Linked DNA regions of Homo sapiens: region 2 is linked to region 1. Evidence: chromatin loops called from intact Hi-C (ENCODE). Cell type or tissue: PC-3. All regions are shown on one strand. Links, peaks and the distances in the headings refer to the core of each region. The heading gives the core; the rest is flanking DNA. Region 1 overlaps ARHGAP6 (Rho GTPase activating protein 6). Region 2 overlaps ARHGAP6 (Rho GTPase activating protein 6).

Evidence for each region. Peaks named below come from ENCODE experiments on the same cell type or tissue, not always from the same donor. Only the 100,000 strongest peaks of a DNase experiment are listed, where the experiment ranks them.
Region 2: a loop joins it to region 1, with 2.5 times the contacts of the local background. A loop is called at or near these places in 2 of 110 quality-filtered maps.

What each region holds. Positions count from the first base shown.
Region 1 is chrX:11,336,804-11,348,129 of GRCh38, forward strand. All of the region lies in intron 1 of ARHGAP6 (Rho GTPase activating protein 6), which reads right to left. Among named protein-coding and RNA genes, the nearest start is that of MIR548AX, 24 kb to the left of the region's middle. In PC-3, for the core only: no CTCF peak of the experiment used is centred there; DNase peaks (open chromatin) are centred at 4,858 and 5,308; H3K27ac peaks cover 2,517 bases.
Region 2 is chrX:11,421,771-11,433,096 of GRCh38, forward strand. All of the region lies in intron 1 of ARHGAP6 (Rho GTPase activating protein 6), which reads right to left. It overlaps LOC124905246 (a long non-coding RNA gene), which reads left to right. Exons shown (of 2, transcript XR_007068392.1): 1 at 1-4,865; 2 at 11,227-11,326. Among named protein-coding and RNA genes, the nearest start is that of MIR548AX, 110 kb to the left of the region's middle. In PC-3, for the core only: a CTCF peak has its summit at 5,718; no DNase peak of the experiment used is centred there; H3K4me3 peaks cover 2,002 bases.

The DNA of each region.
Region 1 (11,326 bases), core at 2,213-7,212:
TTCTAGCAAGGACCCAGAATGCACAGCTTCTGCAGGCCACTTTTGCCACTACAGGGAAATAATGCAGCCAAGCATGATTCAGGAACATTTCCTATATACGTGTCCTAGGTAAGACCTAAAAGTTAGTAAGTAATATATCCCAGGGAGACGTACACCGGGTCAGTTTACTTCACCCCTCACAGTCATTTCTTTCAAGAGGTAAGAGACACCTTTTAAGCTCTCCACAGGACTCCTACAGCCCACCTGTCCCCAGGCTCTTTAATGGGTTCCGAGATTGCATCCCAATCTCAGACCCTCCTGGGAATATTCCTACTTGGTACTCTCTGATGGTGAAAGTATTTCATTTTGTAGGAAAAAAATACACAAGGGTAGATATCTATAGATATATAGATGTACATTGCATATAATATACAATATAATATTCAATTACATTATATACAACATACACTATATATGTATTTTTACATTATATACTATATATATAATACGTCACCTAGCAATGATCAGTTTTATTTGTTTCCTTATAATGTTAGAGTATTTCTCAGTACAACAAGATGTGCACATATTAATTTTCTGCTAACATCATACCATTTCTACTGTCGTGTTCAAGAGCTATCTCCACCCTTTACTCTGTCCCACTTTCTCCACTGATGATATGTGTAACATGAATCAGTTTGGAGGTCTGAAGTCCAAAGCATTTCTCCTGAGTATAAACTGGAGCTTCAAAAACAAGAGCAGCCCAAGAAGGCTGGGCCAAGGGCTGAGAAATTTCATATCAGTGCCACTCACAACTGCAAACTTTGTGCCAGGCACTGGGCTAAATGCAATGGTAAGTATGGGGATACAAAGTAGATGAATACTCAGTCTCCACTTAAGCAGATACAATTCTTATAGGGGAATAAAATTACAACACCAAGTGGAGCAAACACAGCATAGAACCAAGTCAACAGATGTTGTCTTACTTCATTTTGTGTTGCTATAAAGGAATAGCTAAGGCTGGGTAGTTAATAAACAACAGAGGTTTATTTTGGTTCAAAGTTCTGCTGGCTTTACAAGATAGATGGCACTGGCATCTGCTTGGATTTCAGCAGAGCTTTTGTGTTCCATTAAAATATGTCTGAGAAGGTCAAAGAGGAAGCAGACATGTGCAAAGAGGGACCAAACCCAGGGGTGTCCTGGCTTTCTAGCAACCCACTCTTGCAGGAACTAATCAATTCCCCTGAGAACCAATCTAGTGTCAAGAGTGAGAATGCCCTCACTGCCATGAGAACAGCACCAAGCCATTTATGAGGGATCCATCCCTGTAACCCAGACATCTCCCACTATGCCCCACCTCCGATATCACCATGCTGACCGTCAAATGTCAACATGAGATTTGATGGGGACAAACAAACCATGTCCAAACCACAGAAAATATGGATTCAAATTCTCCGAGGGCCATGGCTTATGAGCAGCGTTATTAGGGCAATTTGCTTAACTTACCCTATTTCCTCCCTTGAGTATCAGTTAATAATAATTTGAATCTTACTTGGCATTTAATAAGATAATTACTGAAAATTTATGTCAGGTAGAGTGAGACTGGCAAACTTAAAATACTATAAATGCAAGCTCTTATTTTTAGTGAGCATCCACTGCATGCATATACTACCCCATTTCATCCTCAGCAGTCTCAATCTTTTAATGTATTACTACTTTCTTCCTTTTAGATAGACAAGTTGGGCAAAAATAAGTTAATTAATCTCCCCACTAACAGAAGACTCTTTCCTGCAGGAAAATAATGAAGTCCCGAACTGAAGGCAAACTTCTCTAAAGTCATCAGCAATTTTTCACTTCTCAATTGCCAATATCTTCTCACTTTGTCAGTTTTCACTTCCCAGACACTCCTTCAAGCAACTCAATCTGTTTTCTACTTCCACTATTCAGATAAAACTGGTTTGGTAAAAATTCCCAATGCTGCCATGTTATAAAGCTGAGGGGCGACTATTCTGCTTTTATTCTACCTGATCCCTCAGCACCACTAAACCTAGCTGGCCATTCATTACCTTTGCCATCTGGACCTCCCCCAGCTTTTGCTATACGCACCCCTTTTCTCTCTTTTTCCTTCACTAGCCACTTGCTCTAGGTTCTTTGCTGCTGCTTCTGCTCCTTTAGAGCTCTAAATGCTGGCACTCCTCATGGCTCTGTTGCAGGCCAACATCTCTTAGTCAATCCTTCTGAAGATGTGTCTGGAATTTGTGAACCTCCTGAATCAGCTCCACCAGAAAGAAACAAGCTTCATGAGGGAAAGAACTTTTGCACATAAATTGCTGAATTCCCAACACCTGAAAGAATCTCAGGCACACTCCAGGTGCTCAACAAATATTTGCTGAAGGAATGTGAATTGCCTGAAGTGCTTGAGATGTTCCTGGGATGCCCTTCTGGACATCTAAATTGGAATCACAGTGCATCTGAGAACCAAAATCTCTGGTCTTCTACCACACCGACTTTTATCCATGTTCTTTCCTTAATCTGATATCCTCTCCCACTTCCTCATTCTTTAATGCGCAGGGAAGCCTTTCCTGACCCTCACCTCCACCCAGATTTAGTCGAATCTCCCTCTCGTGCCCTTTCATAGAACCCTCTCCTTTGTGGTACTGAGGTCCCTTAAATTTTACACATATCTGTGTGACTACTGCCAGCCTGTCTCAGATCATACAGGCTTGCACTCACCATCATACCTCCATTTCCTCACTAAGTCTCCCTCATGGTGGGCCCTCAATAAATATCAGTGAATAAATTGTTAATAATACAGATTTTATATTAACGTTAATATATCAAAATATAATAATATATTTAAATTGTATATTTATGATATAATGAATAATTAAAAGTTAAATGATGACACAAATTTCTCTCTCCTCAGCTCTGAGCTCTCCTCTGAATTCTACATGCATATCCCCATCTAGGGGCATCACATCTCCAAACGGATGTCTAATGGGTTTCTCTATTTCAGCCTGTCCAAAGCCCCAGCTTTTAAATTTTCCAATACAAACTTGTTTCTCTCTCAATATTTTACTCATGTTAGTAAATAGCATCACCCACCCAGTTGCTCAAGCAAGCTCTTGAGAGTCACATCTGATTCCCCCTTTTCCTTCACCAGCCCCTTACCCATATCTAATTAAACACTTAGTCCTGTTGCTTATACTTCTAAAATATATTTCAAATCCATCCCTTCTCCATCTCCACAGCTGCTGCCAAGCCCAATCTTCCATTAACAGTCAACTGGATGGTGGCTGCAAATCAACTGGTCCCCTGTATCCATTCTTGCTGGTCTACCACAGATTTTCTACACAGAGCTCAAAACATCAATCAAACCATCCCCATTAGAGCCCCATCCTAATTCAATGGCTTCTCACTGCAATGCAATGAAGTACATACACCTTAGTGAAGCTCTGCCTATCTATCTACAGCACCTCATGGCATTGCTCCCTTCACTCACTAGACTCCCAACTCTCTTTTGTACATACTGTTCCCTCCGCCTGGAATGATTACCCCATGTGTCCCCACCCACACCTCACACAGCTGGCTTCTTCTCCTCCTCCAGTCCTCAGATTACATGCTGCCTTCTCAGAGTAACCTTCTTAACAGTGTCTAAAATAGATTTCGGCCGGGTGCAGTGGCTCGCGCCTGTAATCCCAGCAGTTTGGGAGGCCGAGGCGGGTGGATCATGAGGTCAGGAGATGGAGACCATCCTGGCTAACACGGTGAAACCCCGTCTCTACTAAAAATATAAAAAATTAGCCGGGCGTAGTGGCGGGCGCCTGTAGTCCCAGCTACTCGGGAGGCTGAGGCAGGAGAATGGCGTGAACCCGGGAAGCGGAGCTTGCAGTGAGCCGAGATCGCGCCACTGCACTCCAGCCTGGGAGAAAGAGTGAGACTCCGTCTAAAAAAAAAAAAAGATTTCGCCTTCAGATATCTGTTGTCACAGAAATATTTCTGTTCTTTACACAGCATTTGCCACAATTTGGAATTACTGATTTACTACTGTTCATTATCTTGTTTCCAGATAGAAACTTCTATGTCAGTCTTGTTCACCATTTCATCCCTAGCACCTAAAATGGAGCTCAGCATAGATTATCAATAAACGGTTGTTGCATGAATGGACAGAGTGGAGAAAAACGGTCAGATTAATACAGTTCCAACAGATCAATGGTTGCCAGAGCCTGAGGGTGAAAAGAGGGGTTGACTACGAAAAGGCAGAAGGAAGAGATTTGGTGGTGGGGGTGGGGGTGGGGGGTGGTATATATAGAATTCTTCTGTATCACAATTGTGATGTTGGCTACACAACTTTATGTATTTGTCAAAACTGATAGAACCATACCCTCCAGAAGGTCAATTTTACTCTATGTAAATTAAAAAATAAATTAATAAAATTATGATTCCAAAACCCATGTCAACCCAGAACAAATCTAAGATTCCAAGATTCACAGGTTTAGAGTTTTTTTGTTGTTGTTGTTCTGGTGGTGGAGGGTTCAGTTAACTTCCTGTGTTCATGGTCAAAGTACTGACTCAAAACATACTTCCCTATTTTTCATTTATCAGTTTAAAGAAAGGAAACCGGAAACAAAATAAAGATGTGAAAGATAAATAATACAAGAAAAAGCACAGTAGTAAAATAATATTTAAACTAATCATGTGATAAAATGTCAGCATTTATTCATGACATTTGGCTCTGTTTGTATTGGATCACCCCAGCAGGGCAGTGGCTGTGGGTTGATTTCATAATAGTGCCTCCCACATGTACGCCCACGCCTGACCTCTGCTTTGTGCAGTTGATAATGACTAAACTTCACATATTATGCTGACAAAATCTACTCCTTCCCTGGAGGGCTGTTACACACAGGGAATTGGAGTTTCACAGCTGAACAATGTTTCTTTCTCAAATTCTGGGATGATCCACTTCCATTAGAACAAAGTTATACGGGCTGATAAATTGCTGTCTTTTGCCAAAGTGTTACTCATCATCGTATATTCACCCAACAGATGCCACTGAGAAACCCCATCCTATCAGGGGGAAAGAAGGATGCAGAGATATGAATAGACTGTTTAGACACAAGTTGCATTCCCTAAAGTAAGCACATGACATACGAATTTCACCTTATGACATTTCCCCCACCCCCACCCCCACTGACTTTCATCCATTAGAACGTGTTGATGGATATACCATTTCAAAATGAAATATTTGGATATCTGACTCTGATTTGGGGAAAGGGGAAATGGTGAGCTAATTTCCTCTTTTATCAAGCTGAATCACTAAGTTCGCTCTGTTGCCATGCACGCATAAGTAATGCCATAGCAACCTCTCAGTTTGCTCTTAAACACACAACAGCAGAAGTATGCGAATAGGTACATTTTTTAATCCTTAGATTTTCTTAGCAGCTTAAGTTTTATAAGACATTTTATGGCACCGGATTATTTAGTTCACCTTTGGTAGTCTTATTGCTGACTGACACATATATCATCAATACCAGCACAACAGAAAGGCTTAGTTCTTGGAAAATTTTCCAATAACTTTCCTTTATTCTCAATCTCTAGCTCACAATTAAAAATTTGCACATTGGACGCTATAGTCTGGATCCTCTTCAGGATTTTCTTTATAAAGATCCTAACTTTAAATGGGACTGAAATATATAATTTGAAATTCATGAAATATAGAAATACATGGACCTCTCATATAGCTATTTAAGTAAATTCAATGAAAGTGTCATTATCACTTGGTATGTACTAGGAATTATGTCAGGTTCTAGAAAGAAAGAAAATCTTTACTATCAAGGGATTCAGATGAACTCCTGTAGAAAATAAGGGATGGGTACTCTTGAATTCTGCCACTTTGAGGTTTAGATTTTTATGCCTACAAAATATATGGTAACACCTAACTTTATACTAGTTTAAGAAAAGTCCATCTAAATTGAGAAAATGTGGATTTTTAAATAGTTTTATTACCTCATGCATTTCTTCACAAATGTGTACACTTCTTTCTACTGGATGACAACAAAATGAGAGCACTAGTACTATGGAAATGCCTTTTACAAAACACCATGTCACTGCTCTCTGTCAAGTGTCTTTGGCTGATAGACTGGATGAATAATTGACTTGTTCTTGAAATACCTGAAATGGGCTTCAGATTCCATACTTGAATCTAACATTATTTAGCCACTTCTGCCAAATATTTTAATTACTTAAGGAGTTAAGGTTTTGTTATTTTATAGAGAGGCAATACACTTCAATAAAATTTTAGATATCCCATCCACCCTTCCATGAGCATATGTTAATGTATCCAAAGCTAAGGGAATTTGGATCAAGTCATTTTCACTTAAGCACTTATGTATAATTTGAAGGATACACATCAGGAAACAGAAAATATCAACTTTCTCATTGACCAGATGCGTTTAAAAATGTCTCAGTGAACTGGCATCCCTTCATTTCCGATCAGGTAGAGAGCTGTGCATTCATAAAACTACTAGGCTTGTTCTTAAGCAAAGCTTGCTGTTGCTAGCTCTTGCTGCTCTTAGAAGTGGGAGCAAAAGGTTTGATTCTATAGGGCTGTCCTGATTGTAACTATAGAATTAGGAAGCCCTCTATATTTCTTGATGAATCATATTTTAAGTTATTTGTATACTATGATAAAATGATTTTTAACTTTTAGGAATATTAACTTGAGGCCTTAATAGATGGTCCCCAGGGTTAATATTCATTTGAAATGCTAATATAGAGAAATTCTTTACATTAATGATTGTCAAAGTATAGTCCCTAGGAGAGAAATGTCAATCTTAGCTGGAAACTTATTCAAAATGCAACTGTTTGAACCCCACCCCGGACCTACTGACTAGGCACTCTGGAGATGAGGCCGGCAATCAGTATTTTAACAAGCCCTCTAGGTGACTTCAATGCACTCTCAAGTTTGAAATCCACTGCTTTATATAATACACATTGCTCATCTGGGATAATACATACAGAGCAATTTATGTTGAGAAATAGCTCTTTTCTTCTTTTTGATGGTGTGTTGTTTTTTGTGTGTTTGCTTGCTTGTTTTGTATTCTGATAAAAGTAATTGAAAATGTTTAATATAAGGATTTTTGCCTATCCCAGTATGGTTATGACACAAGATCACTTGGTTCCTGATAAACTAAAAAGTCATTGTAAATGTTGTTTTGAAGAACAACCTAATTAAAATATATTTTATTAGCAGCAATAATAAGAGGATGACTAATTTGAATAATCTAGCAACTTGAGACTGGGGAAACAATATGGCTTAGAGTCAGAGGGACTTTAGTCCAGCTTAAATCAGGGTTACTCAATATAAGCATTATTGACCTTTGGGGCCAGATAATTCTATGTTGTAGGGGTGCTATAGGATATTTGGCAGCATCCCTGGTCTCTACCCACTAGATGCCAGGGGATGCCCCTTCTCAGTTGTGATAATAAAAAATGTCCCATTGTCAGATGTCCCCTTGCGGGGGCAAATAGTCCCTACTTGAGAACCACTGGTCGGTCCATTGGGGGTTCTCAACCTCAGCAGTACAGTAGAATCAATTAATACTGATGCCCGGCCAGGCGCAGTGGCTCACGCCTGTAATCACAACACTTTGGGAGGCCGAGGTGGGTAGATCACCTCAGGTCAGGAGTTCAAGACCAGCCTGGCTAACATGGTGAAACCCCATCTCTACTAAAAAAATACAAAAATTAGCTGGGCATGGTGGTGGCAGGTGCCTGTAATCCCAGCTACTCAGGAGGCTGAGGCAGGAGAATCACTTGAACCCAGGAGGCGGAGGTTGCAGTGAGCCGAGACTGTACCACTGCACTCCAGTCTGGGCAACAAGAGTGAAACTCCATCACAAAAAAAAAAAAAAAAAAAAAAAAAAGAAAAGAAAGAAAAGAAAAGAAAAGAATACTGTTGCTCAGACTGGTTGGATTGAACCTCTGTGGATAGGCTCAGAATCAGTATCTTTTCAAAGCTCGGTAGGTGATACAAAGGTCCAGCCAAGACTGCCAAACACTGTACAGACATCCCAGTGCATCCATACCCTTACCTGGGAGAGAGCTGTAATACCATCTATTGTAACTATCACACAAGATCAGATGAGAGAGCATTTATGAAAGCATTTATACCACAAGGCAATTAGTATGTTAAAGGCAGCAGAGAAAAATAATGTACTTTTCAAAGTTGCCATTGAAATTGAAAAATATATCCAGCTCTCTATTATGAATTAGGATGGTTTATATTTACTGTCTTTTAGATTCATATCCCATTCCCAATAGGAAAGAGATGTGATGCATTCTCTATGTCTCTCTTGGGAGTAGATTCATGATATTATTCAGTCTTCGATGGGCAGAAAACCATACAAATTGGATCAAATCGTTCATACTATGCACCAGTGATGCTCTGAATATATACTATAAAATCAATATTCTTTCTATTCTTTTGCCTCTCAATAACCAATTTTAATAAGTGGAAAATAATTCAGATTCCTCTGACAATAGCCTCTTTAGAAAGAATGGGGAAAATTCTTGGGTTACAATTGTGTCAATGAAAGGGATTCTTTATTTTAAAAAAGATAAAAATATCCAAAGCAAATAAGAACAAATGTTAACAGTTACTAAATCTGAGTAACAAATACATAGATACTTGTTTTCGTTTTTCTATATTTTTCTTTGAAGTATCTGATTCAAACTCAAAGAGGATGCTAAAATCAGTTTGAACAAAGCACCAGTGAATACTTCAAAGAAAAATAAAGAAAAAAGCACGTTTTTCTTGGTGCCAGGTGACTATGTAGACCCCATGGGGATGGGGAGGCCAGCTGGGGGCCAAGGGGCTGCATCCCACAGTGTCTACCTCAGTTTATATTGCCACCTTACGCAGGCAGGGCACGTTAGCCTTTGATATTCAAGAGCAGTTCTAACTGAGCAGTTCAGCTAGGGTGTAAGGAAATCTTAGTAGTTGAATTTTTTTTTCATGTGCTCTAACAGCTTTTAAAACAAGGAAATTATTATCAATATCTGCTTCTACTCTCCCTAATGAGTTGCAAAAGTGTGTAACCCCTGCCTTTCTCTCTAATAGAACCAATATGGTAGCAATGGGGACATTTTACACAAAAGTCAGAGTGAAAAGATGGACTTTTAGGCACATTTTTTTTTTTTAAGAGATGAGGGTTTCTCTATGCTGCCCAGGCTGGACACAAACTCCTGGGGCACAAGTGATCCTCCCACCTCAGTCTCTCAAGTAGCTGGGATTACAGGCGTGCACCACCATGCTCAGTTTAGGCATATATTATAAAAGAAGCAATTTGCCTGAAGCACTACACTCCCCTGTAGACTGTGGACAGATAAGTAAGCAAAACAATTTTTCTCCCAGAGTAGGAGTTGGCAAACTACAGCCCCTGGGACAAATCCAGTCCACTGTCTGTTTCTGTGAATACAGTATTAATTTAACACAGCCCAGTCCATTCGTTTGCATATTATCTATGGCTTCTTTCAGCTACAACATCAGAGTTGAGTAGTTGTGACAAAATCTGTATAGCCTCAAAAGCCTGAAATACTTACCATCTGTCCCATTACAGAAAAGTTCCCTAACTCCCATCCTAGGGTATTAACATATGAATTTGTTCCATAGAGCCACTGTAATCCCAGCACTTTGGGAGGCGGAGAGGGGAGGATGGCTGGAGCCCAGGAGTTTGAGACCAGCCTGGGTAACATGGCAAAACTCTGTCTCTACAAAAATTAGCCAGGCATGCTGGTGGGTGCCTATAGTGCCAGCTACTGGGGAGGCTGAGGTGGGAGGATCACTTGAACCCAGGAGGTGGAGGTTTCAGTAAGCTGAGATCATGCCACTGCACTGTAGCTTGGGTGACACAGTGAGACCCTGTCTCAAGAAGAAAGAAAAGAAAGAAAGAAAGAAAGAAAGAAAGAAAGAAAGAGAGAAAGAAAAGAAAAGAAAGATTTAATAACAAGTGGACAAAATAAAAAATAATATTTCTCAATGACTTTTATAGTCACACAGTAGTATACATTTATACTACATTTTTGCTTTAATACAGAAAAAACAATTATAAAGACCCAAATATTGTCACCTTTTCTCTTGAAAAACAAACAAACAAACAAACAAACAAACAAACAAACTAGTGTGCTCTACAAAGGAAACCTAAAAGAGGATGTGTTGATAATTAATAATGTAACACATTGTTAAAATATCACTGTTTGATAGTCTCTCAACCTAGCCATTTCCTAGAGTAAGACTATTTTACTTATATACCTATTTGCAGTTGAATAACTGTAATACAGGTAAAAATACTAATGAAAATTTATAGGCAAAAATATTTCCCTTTTATAGAAAAATAGAAGTCACAGCTGTACGCTAGAGAAAAATAGAAAAGTAATCTTTTCTTTCAGTCCTTACAAAATAATTACTTCTATAGGGAGTAAAGATGATATTTGTGTTTTGACATAAGTAAAAGCTTATTTTTAGTTCATTTCATATGCCTGGACTTTCCAATGTTTGGGGAAATTTTAAGAAATGGAGACGTTTTTGTAGCTATATAAGACTCTATTATTTCCAGAAGCCTCATAAATTGAAAATGAGACCTTACTGACATTCTTTCTTTTGTTTCTTCTCAAAAGGATTCCCAAATAGGAAAAGAGTATGTAATAAAACAGAGAGTGCAGAGCTATGGTTGTCAAGGCAACTGTAATAATCTTGCCCTTGAACTGTGGTAGAGCATCCACTGCAGTTCAATCTAACCTCATGTTTCCTCAGAATGCTTATGTATGTTCGAAATCCTTATTATATAGCAATATCATTCCAATCAATCAGGTGATGATAGGAATGTAGAACACGAACTGAAATGTCCATGGCATTCCCATTATGGAAGGCAGACAGGAAAATGACACTTGCTAGCATACAGAATAGCTAAGAGAACATGTCCTTCCACTCCACGCCATTCAACATGCATTTGGGACACTATACTGGCTACTACCATTAATAGAAACATAAGTCCAGCCCACAAAGTAGTGAATCCAGATTAAATGAGCTACAATCCTGTGATAGGTCCCCATAGCCCTAGGAACTATGACAAACTACAGAATGGCTGGTATACACACTCACAAATTGCCACTTTGTGGAAAAAATGGTCACTATTTATGATCATCAGGTTTTCTTCATAGTGAAGAGAAGAAAACTTTCCCCATACAATTTGGAAGAAACTGTTACTACTTATTTGTATCTCATCTGATGCTTCCTTCAGGACTGCAGAGGATTGTGTTTTCTCTAGGAGATAGTCAGTATCTTAGAGGC
Region 2 (11,326 bases), core at 3,435-8,434, 86 kb after region 1:
TATTGGAACCACCCCCAAAGCTTTTTCAAAGGATTGATTCCAAGTCTGGTCCTTAGAGATTCTCGTTTAGTAAGAATTCAGTGAAACTGGAAAGCTAATTTTTAGTCTCGTCTCTCCCTCTGACCTCAATCATCAACTAATAAAGGGTTAAGTTTGGAAAGTCCTAGCGTAACCTAGGGAAAAATACACAGGCAGCCAGATTCATGTTCTCATAAATATTTATTGTATGCCTACCCTGTGCCAGGACCTGCTCTAAGGCAGTGGAAAGACAGTGGGAAAGGATCATTGGGTCCTTGCCCTGAATAAACTTACACACTAGTCAGAGGAGACAGACAAACAATGAATATATAATATAATACCAAGTGGTGATGTGAACAATGAGGGAAGTGGCTAGTGTGATATGATCCAGGGTAACTGAGTGGGCTCAGAAACACTTCAGAGAAAGCAGTCAGGAAAGGCGACATTTTTCCTGCAATTTGAAGGATGTAAAAAAAAAAAGCCTATCACACAGAGGACATTCCAGGCAGAAGGGACAGCAAGTACAAAGGCTTGGGGCAGAAAAGAACTGGTCGCATTTGAGGAACAGAAAGGGCACAGATGTGGCCAGGCAATGATAAGCTTGTGGAGTGGGGTGTGGTATGAGGCAGAGAAGACCATGTAAGGAGCACTTGGAAGGTCAAGGTCATGGATGAAGCTATTATTCTAAGTGGAATGGAAACCAACCAAAGAGCTTAAGCACTGAAATGTCACTATTTCATTACCTTTTAAAAAGATTGCACTGGCCATAGGGACAGCCAACCACTCACTGAGATGGGAAAGTCTGAGAATGAAACAGGTGACAGGGAAGTGAGGAATCAAGAACCCAATGAAGACTTTGTATGACTGGACAATAATTTCACAACCAAGTTGAGAGTCATGTGTGTGTGGTCCAGGGTTATCACAATGTGGGAACAGGAAAAGTAAATAATAAAAGTTCATCACCAGAAAGGACTAGGCAAAGGGTGGTAATTGTTTTCAAATGATTGGCAGAGATGTCTGCTATGCAACATCCAACAGGAATCTGATTTTTTATCAATTAGTAGTGGTACTTAATGAGTGGTTTGAAGGAGGGGAGATGTAGCTTCCTAAGATGATGGGGCTTCCACACCAAAGAGGCCTCATCCAGGAAAATTTCTGCATGCAGCAGAAAAGTAAGCATGCCAGGTTGGGGGTGGGAGTAGAAAAGGTATCTACAATTAGTAGAGGTGTCAATTAAGAGGATTCAATAATCTCTCACATATTTGTAAGTTGAAAAAATTTTGCTTTTATGAGGAGACAAATGACAACCAGAGTAATATAAAAATGGTTTTATAAAAGTAAGTTCTGGGCCATGCCACAGGTCAGTATAAGTTCTGCTGAGTTTCCTAAGATGTCTACACTGTTAGCACCGATGGATGATAACTGATTCATATCAGCATAGGCCTGCAACGGCGCCCAGTTCTGGGCATCTTCAGAATTACCAGAGAGTATCCTGTATTCAATACCACTCAATTATTAAGCAAACTTAATGACTTCAAAGTCTTTGAAAATTGAATGTTCATAGAGAACAAACGTGGAAACTTTCATAGTTTCCATTCTATGTGAAAACAGGTTCTCTGTCAGGGTAAGCAGCTTGGCACTTCTGGTGAGTTCCTTAGGAAGGGGTTAACTGGAGCAAGGGCAGAGTCAGCATCTGATTACAAGGCTGTGGTCAAAAGCACAGATGGTGCAGTGACCACACCAAACAGGAAGTGACATCAGCAGCAGAGGAGCTCAGACTAGACCAGTACAAGGAAGGAGAATGAGCAGCTTAGGACCTCAAAAACTAGGTCTCAACTACTAGATTCATGAAGTCATTCAACACATTTCTACTGAGCACCTACTGTGCTTCCAGCACTCTGCTAGGTGTCCAGGTGACAGCAGGGACAAGACACACATAGTACTACTCCCAGCAAGTTTTCAACCTGCCAGCGAGAGAGAAATGAATGATGTCAGTCCAGGGATTCCTGATGGTGACTGTATAATGGACACTGATTTGCTTTTCTCTGCCCCACTTGAGGGTAAAGACAGGTTGGGGCACCAGGAGAGAAGAGCTTGAGCCTCCTAAGGTCCCCAGTAAGTCACAAGGCCAAGCTTTTAATCCAGATTTTTTTTAGTGTCTTTCAGAAAGACATAAAGATATTGCATTGAACTTAATGGATACTTAAATTTTTAGTTTTTGTCTACACTAGTCAAATTTAAAAGCTATTTGGCCATGCAATTTGACAATACAGATAGTCACATTAAGTCACTGAAGGTCCAACATTTGGTTGTTGGTTTATTACTGTGGCAAAGTGGATCGCAGAGGGATGATTAGGTTCGACTATCCTCATTGTCTAAATGACTCAGAAGAGCACTGCAGGATCAGGGCACCTGGATAAAGCTCTCAGTTCTGTCAGCAGCGACACATGTGCTGCCTTGAATTCTACTGTTCTGAGCTTAGATTTCTTCAATCAGGAAACAGAAAACCTGCATAAGGCAGCAATTGGATTTCAGACTGAAATTGACCTAGACTGTGTTCAAATATTTTGCAATCTGTATAAGACAGTAACAAGGAGGGAAATATCATTATGACTATTTGCTTATTATATAAACTTCAAGAGCTTCTCTAGAAATGCTGCCAGAAAATCATTGATTCATTCATGTCATCCTCATCCTTCATACTCTATCACCTCTTTATCCCATCCAAACTAAGTCTGACAGGTTCTATGTTCTAAGCATCTCTCCAATATGCCAACTGCTCTCAACCTCCTACCCAGCTGCCACCCTAGCATCAGTCATCTTCTCGAATCTCTCCCAGGCCCAAATACCAGGATGCACTCTAGCTCCTCCTCATCCTCACTCCATACTGGGATCATTTCAAAATGTAAATCTGATTCAGTCACCAAAAGGCATCAAGGACAACACCCAGCTGGAAGGACGGAGTCACCATAATCTGAACGTGGGAAAACTGTAGGAGGAAATTTTTTGAGGAGAACATTAGCTGCTAACACACATTATTTTCTGTGTGTGATGATAAAGCAAGAAGACAGTTGTATTATACTTTGAAAATGTCTGTTTATGTAAATGGAGGATGTTCTTGTCTAGTTAATTGCATTTTGCTCTCTGTGACCATTATGACCATTTAAAAAGATGAGTGAGATGTCCATAGCAACTCCTAACATTTTCACTATCTAACTGTCTCTTTGGAAAATTGACCAAATACCTGGAACACAACAGGCATTCAACAAATGTTTATTGAATGAATCAAATGTGAGCCACTGACCTCTTATATGCAGTCTCACCTTGGACAAACGAAAAAGCACTGAAGGAAGAGCATTACATACTTATCCCCGAATTATATTTCAGAGGAGGCAGGAGGTATTAAGGACACATGGAGGGTCATTCATGTCAAGGAAGACAGACCCAAAAAAAACCCAAGATCACAGGAAAATGCACAGTGGGACAAAACCCTGTTGAGCAAAGTAAGTGGAATATTTGTGCTAAACGGCAAAACAAGCTCTGGAATTATCAAAACCCAAATGAGGGAAGTAAACAAAAGTGCAGCGTTAGAATAGATATTATACCACCAAGGGTTATACTAATATGAAAAACAATGGGTCGCACTTAATAAAGAACATTCTCTGGACACGTGACTGATTCAGAGCTGCTGCTTTCTCATCCTAAAGTATGCATAGGAAACTTCAGAGAGCCCGGGTGACTTATTCCAACCTGGAATCCCAACAAATTCCCTCTGGAATCTTCCTTTTTATAGTCTTAAACCAGAATATACATACATGATAATCTGTACTAGAATAAAGGGCTATTTCATCAGCAGTCTTCAGAGCCCCAAGAGGGGACATTAGCATCGGCTTGACTCTTCAGTTTATGATTTTAGAAGAATCAGACAGCCTAATTAAATGACAATTTTAAAATATTTTTGTAATATATTTACATAATTGAGGCAATAACCATTCATTGAATGAATAGATTTTTTTAAAATTAAGGAGCCCGTTCTCACCTTTCCTCCCCCACCCGCACTCTTGCAAATGGCAAAGACCTCAGATCATGAATCAAAGGGTACCAGCACACAGTTCAAAAAGGTGGTGGGGTGGAGATGTTGAATGGGCACAATGAGCACAGACTCTACTTCCTTCAGTGTAAAGCAACCTCTGTTGAAAAGTGGTTACCCTTTAAACTACTTTAAAAGGCAAATCACTGAGCCACCGGTGTCTCCAAGACAGATGAACGAGCATTAGTAACTTACAAGTATCTCATTTGGTGTTTCAAGACAAGTAACTATAGAAAAACCAGAGAAAGAGCTGTTACAGGTTCCTGGAACGTTTGCCTGGGAAGGTATCTTAACAATTTCCTAATTCAGGTCTTCATTTTTCCAGTGGAGGAAAGCGAAGTGTACGAGGTGTGCAATTTGCCCAATGGCCCTGCAATTAATCCAGGAGCCCCGAGGTGACACCAGGAACCAACTGGAGCAGCTCCGGGATGCCTGAGTCCACCACCCCTGTCCACCTCTACTCCTTTCTTCAAAAAAACAATTTTTTTTTTTTTTATGTTGGGGACTGGATTTTGGAAGACACGAATTCCAGACAGTTAACTGTCTTTGCCTGATTATAAATATTAATGATTCTTGTCAACTCTCTGCCTGCTTCTCTCCAATTTTTAAAGTTGGCAGTCAGAACGTCCAGTCTCAACAGTGCAAATCAATTCAAGGAAAACTCAGTAAATTAGCAGATGACAGAACAACTGCAGTGTCTCATCTCAAAACGACACATCTCACACGTGGAAAATCAATGTCTGAAGACTGGAATAAGGTAAACCTTCTCCCTGCCCCCTTCCTGGAGGGGGCATTTGAAATCTTCAGAAGTAGTAGTCATTCCTCAGAAACAACTTTCCTTTTTTCCTTCTTTCCTTTCTTTTCTCTCTCTCAAAGAATATACTCATCTAGTATCTGGATTTGGTCGGTCGTTAACCTTAAAATCTTGACTCCTTCTTCAAAGAAGGCAAATCCCATGAGCTTTCTCTCTGTTGTGTTTCCTGCAGTACCTGCAGCACCTAGCGCAGTCCCTGGCACACAGTAGGTCCCCAGTAAATCTTTGTATCAACAGGGAGAACAGAAGCCACCATAAGGGAGGGGGAAGGTACGACAGAAGAGCCCCTGGTATTCTCTTGTATTAGCGTGCAACATTAATGATAATGTGCAACATTCTGTCCCGCCACAAAGTAGGAGGGAAATGCACTCCCTTTCTAAGGAGTGAAACGGCTGCACCCCAACGCTCCCGGCAGCATTTCTTCAGCAAATCCACTCGCCGCACACTGAGATCATGAAGCGGCCCTGCCTCCTGTCCAGTCTTATTCTCGTCCTTTCAACATATCTGACTGAAGGCTGAATGAGCGACCTAGGCCTAACCCCAGGAACCCCATTTGTCAGCCTTTGTCAGCGAGGTGGTGGCGGAGTCCAGCCCCGTCCCAGATGCAGTGACCACAGCGTTGGGGCAAAGAAACACTGAATTCAGGGTTGGGGCTCCCCTGTACCTTCTAAAAGATTTCGGGAAGCGCCACTGAGTTAGTGAGCAGGTGGCACTTCGGGGTGACGTACCCGGCCACCCGCCACCCCCTCAGCCGTGGACCTGTGGGGAGCCCCGACTACCATCGCCCCTCGCAGTCCCCACCCGGAGCGGCCCAGTGGCGCCCCCTGTGTCCTCTGCACGCGTCAGGACACTCACCGCGTAGTGCAGCTGGGGCTTCTCGCCGCGGTACACCGGGTGCCCCATGTCGCCTCCGGGAGGAGTGGCGCGCCTTGGGCTCAGCCTGGGGTCACGGTGTCTCTCTGAGTTCCCCGCACTTCACTGCCATCCTGGGGCAGCCCCTGGGCGCGAGCCCTGCTCCGTGCGTGCCGAGTGCTGTGCAAAGCGCCCCTGGCACAGCGTCCCGCTGCCGCTGCGGAGCCGGTGGGGACCTGGAGAAGGCAGCGGCGCGAAGGGGGAGGGGGAAGAGGAGGAGGAGGAGGAGGAGGAGGAGGAGGAGGAGGAGGAGGAGGAGGGAGCGGCCGAGTCTGATGCGATGGGCGGGCGTTTAATTCCTTCCGCTCCTGGCGGGTCCCTCCGGCGGCCGCCGCCGCTGACAGCTGTTGGGGGCTGCGGAGGCCGAACGCGCCCACGACAGGTGTCAGGCTGGCCGGCACGCCTGCCTCCTGCCACCCCACCCTCCCCGGACCCGTGGGACCCCGGCTGCTGAGGCGGGGACTGCCAAAGCCTTTAATGCCAGCGAGAAGGCGAACTTGGGTTTCCAAGAAAGAGAGACTTTCACTAACTTTGAAGGAGGTGTGGGCCTGACAGTGGAAGGAGATTCAGAGCCTTCTCCTGGGAGGGCAGAGTTTCCCTTTCTAGAAAGCCTTCTTCTGTGAGAGTCTCAAATTGTGGGGACCCTTGGGGAGGGCAGGACTGAGAGGAACCAAGTCATGCTACCCAGGAGAACTGCTGCGGGGACAAGGCTGCCCAGGATGCTGGTCACTTAGGGTGACCCGAGTTCCAGGGGGGCTTGCAGGGCACATTCTGTAGGTTCACAATAACCCTTAAAACTGGCCTCTGCTCTGAAATCCCCTCATGGAAACCTGCACTTTAAAACACCTTGGAGAAGATCAGCGAGTTCCCTCCACAGCCTTGTCCTTCTGTAATTTACGTCCAGCCTCCCACAAGTTGAGCCCAGAGGAAGGCCAGGCCTGGGGCCAGAGTAGAGACTCCAGACTCATGAATCAATCAATGCAAGCCCCAGAGGGGTGGCTACAAAGTGGAAGATGTGCTTGGGGGTAGCTTGTGCCAGTTTGTCAGGGTCCCACTGTACTGAACCGGCTGAATGACTCTCCACTTGCTCTGTGTAAGAGGAGAGGGGAGGAGAGGGGAGGAAAGTTGGATGTGGCCCCGGAATTTCAGCCCTTACAATTTAGTTGAATGAACCATCCACTGGCATGTAATATTTTAAAACAATCACAGCATAATTATAATTAGCAGTGGGAATGTGAAGCCAGGGGTGCAAGTGGCCTGAGGAATCTACCATTAGATAGTCCCATGACAGTTTATCCACCTGGAAAACTGGATGGTTATATCTGCTAAAGTCAATCATAGGCCTACCTTCCAATCCAGCAAATTCCACCCCTAGATATACAGAGTACAATAATCTCATCATATACCAGAATGCTCATACTGTGTTGAGGCATAATTGCCCCAAATAAAAGCGATCCAAATGTACACCAACTGATGCATGACAAACCAACTGTAGTCTGTGCACATGATGGAATACTATTCAGCAATAAAAAGGAAAATGCTACTGATGCACAGAACAAATGGATTAATCTCACAAACATTATGTTGGGAGAAAGAAATCAGACACAAGTGTACATACTGTAAGATTTCACTTATTTATTCTGCAACTGAAATTCAAATGTTTAAGTGCAATAGGCAAATGGAATCCATGGTAATAGGTGTCATAACAGTGGTTACCAAAGTGGGAAGGTGGTATTGACTAGGAAGGTGGTACAAGGGAACCTTCTAGGGTGCTGGAAATGATCTATATCTTGATCTGTATGGCAGCTACTAGAGTACACCCATATGTAAACATTCACTGTGCAGTACAGTTCAGACTAGTGTAATTTACACCCTTCACTACATGTATTTTATACTGCAAAAATAAAAAATAAAAATAAAAATAAATTTAAAATCAATCCCTTGCCAAACCCAGGAACTTCCAAACAGTGTTGCCTGTCTTATGAGAAAGTCAATTGAACTATTTGCCCAAGTCTTTCATTCTCCCACAGCCTGATCTACCCAAGTCTCCTTTCTTCTGCTTTGTAGGAGAAATGAGCATGCCCATTGACCTTGGAGGCCTTCCTTGCTCTGTGACATGTCCAGGCAGAGCTCGAAAAATGACACACTAAAGTTCCCTCTTTACTCTCACTCTGTTCTGCTGCTAAAAGCAACCTTTAGAGCAAAGTCATCAAAGATCCTCAGAATAAGACAGAGAACCAGCTTGAGCTTCACCATCTGGCATCTTTCAGAGAATTGCAGCCAGGGCAGCCTGATGGGGGCACGTGTGTACAGATGTAATTCAATGGCCTAGACAAGCCCCAGTTTAGGGACTTTCACTTCACTGTGGTCTATTCATAAAGGTGAACACTCCAGCCTTAGGACTTTTTCTTCCATCACGCTTGCCTTTAAGCCCCTGAAGCTAAAAATCCCTTTCCCTACAAATACTATTTAATTATGAATATATTTAAACAACACAAGGTGGATCCCTGGGTCTTAAAACCTTAACCATAGCCTTTTGATCATTACCCCTGAGTAAGTCACCTCTTAAAACTGGGTCATCCTGGATTTGGTTTGTATTCTTTCTTTCAAAAATGTAGTAAGTCACTAAATGACATTCTTGTAAGCCAAAAATACTCCATCAGCCCCACACTGTGTACTTACATTTTAGGAATGACTTCTGCCTTCTAGCATTATTTATTGCTAAAGTGTCATAGCTAAGTTGGAGTAAAATGTTCAAGTGCAATAGGATTGTTTTTTCTCTGTGTTTGAAGAGTTTGTGAGATTGGGCAAAGCACCTAAAGAAATGATCAGTTCATGCTGCAAGACTCTTAAATCACCTTGGAATGAATCATCCACCTCCTTCAATTCTTAGTCCAATTGTGTAAGGCTCAAAGCTCCAGAAAGGATCTAGAAGATCATGCAGAACTCTAAGAAGTCTGTTCAATCTTAAACAATTTGAATTTCACACATTATTCATTATTTCATTTAAATATATTTCAGGGTATATTTAAAACACCACTCTAATCAAAATTTCTTATTTGCATATCTCTACTTCCAAGTATCCTTCCCATGTTATTTGTTCACTTGGTCATTATTCAACAAATATTATTTTAAATTTTAAATTTTAATTTGTATAAATGTATGGGGTAACAGTGTAATTTCATTACATGGATAGATTGTGTGGTGATGAAGTCAGGGCTTTTAGGGTATCCATCACCAGAAGAATGTACATTGTGCCCATTAAGTAATTCACCATCATCCACCCCACTGCCCTTCTGAGTGTCCATTGTCTATCATTCCACACTTTATAAATATTTTTAAGTGCATACTATGCACAGGTATTGTTCTAGGTCAACTAAACTGTATATTGACATGGCATGTGGTTTTAAAATGCACATTTGATCCTTTGGGGTAATGGAGAGAGATAAAAAGGCAGCAAGAAGCACATAAAACCTCACTTCAGAGGAGGCTGAAGTTCATCCAATTTGTTGGTTAAGAGCCTGCTAGGCTAATGTTCTTTTTTGTTTGTTTTTCTTTTTTAAAAAATAATAAATTTATCTGATGTTTATCATTCACCCCAGAGAGGACTTAAAAATAATCTGTATGAGTTACTCTACTAGCATCACCTTTAAGAGAAAACGTGCCCTGCTAACTGTGGAATTTCCATGTCTTCCTGTCCCTAAACATTACAGCATTTCCAGAACTGAATGCTGCCCTTTCTGCCAGAGCATTTAAATTAAAATACTTGTTTGCATTTATTCTGCCTGCCTATAGGCTGAGTTAAAATTTTCCACAGTTAATGCCAATGCAAGGGTGATTACTTTTTTCAGAAAAACTTTACCCAAATCTGTGGAAGCAAATTCAACTTCAGAGTGTAGGAAGAGCTGAGGGCCCATCTGAGTACTAAAAATCACTTCAGATGGCAGGACAGGCCCTTCTTGAAGGCCCAGCCCCACCATTGTTAACAGAGTTACTATGAGACCCTCTAAGATGGGGAATCCCCTCCCCCAAACCCAGTGCCCACACTATGCCATCCTATTGTCCTGTTAATCTAGCCCCTGGAGTATTTTTAACATTTTGAAATGGAAAAATCAATAGCATATAATGTGCAGCTTAATGAATTGTTACAAAACATTCACCTGTCTAACCTTCACTGAGGTCAAAAATTAAAATATTGCTAGTACCCTAGACCCCCATGTCCCTTGGCTGTATTTCCCTCCTCCATCCCAGTGGTAGACACTGTCATGACTTCACTTCTTCACTTCCCTTTTACAGCAGGGTTTCTCAACCCCAGCACTCTTGACATTTGGGAACCAATCATTCTTTATGGTAGAGGCTGGACATTGCAGAATGTTTTGCATCATCCCCAGCCTCTACCCACTACATGCCAGTATTATTCCCCCTACGCCAATTGTGGCAACCAAAGATGACTCTAGATATTGCAGATGTCCCCCAGGGAGTGGGGAAAGGCATAATCACCCCTGGTTGAAATCCACTGCCTTTTAGGAAGTCAGGCATCCATAAATATTAGAGCTTAGTGTTGCCTGTTTCCTAACTTTATGTAAACAGATTCATAAGTATGTTTTTATTATAGCTGACTTCTTTTGCTCAACATTCCGTTTCTGAGGTTCATCCATGTTTGCTGTATGTAGCTGTTGTTTGTTCATTCCAATTGCTGTCTAGTACTCCATTATATGTGTTTATTACTATTTATCTTTGTAACTGTTGATGGACATTTATGTCCTTTTCAATCTTGGACCACTGAAAACCACACTGCTTGAACATCATTATACATATCTCCTTGTGCATATGTGCATGCATTTTTATAGGGTCCAAACCCAGGAATATAATTGCTGGGTCATAGGCATGCATATCTTCAACTTTACTAGACAATGCCTAACAGTTTTCCAAACTGTATTAATTAGAATCTTTATTTACACTATTGTATAAACAGACTGAACACAGTTTATATGAAGACTGAACACAGTTTAGAGTTGTCTCTTTTTTAAGTCTTTTTCATGGGGCTACAAAGATGAAATTAAGGAAATCAAACTCCAGGATCAGAAAGGAGAGCTGGAGTAGCAGCTTAAGGCCCTCCTTGGCTGAAATCATGTGTCTCCTGTAAGTGAAGGACCTACCAGCCCTGCTAAGGCCCTGGCATTGGCAGTGATAAGGCCGACTTCACCCACACGCACAGACAGGAGCAATGGATACACTGAATGTGCTTTTGAGGGAGGACATCTCATTAGGCAGAATTTCAGCAAAGTGGGGGTAAAATCTCAGCCTGATAACTGTAAACATATATGCCATTTCAGGAATTATCATTTTACTCTATAGCCATAATTTCTTCCCACCCTCTTAACCCTTCCAGGGATATGGAGATAGAAGAAATCTAAGGAAGAATGAAGGTTCTCATTCCTTTTTCCAGGTAAGTTTAAGGAGACAACCCCCAGCCTGAAGACAGCTGGGCT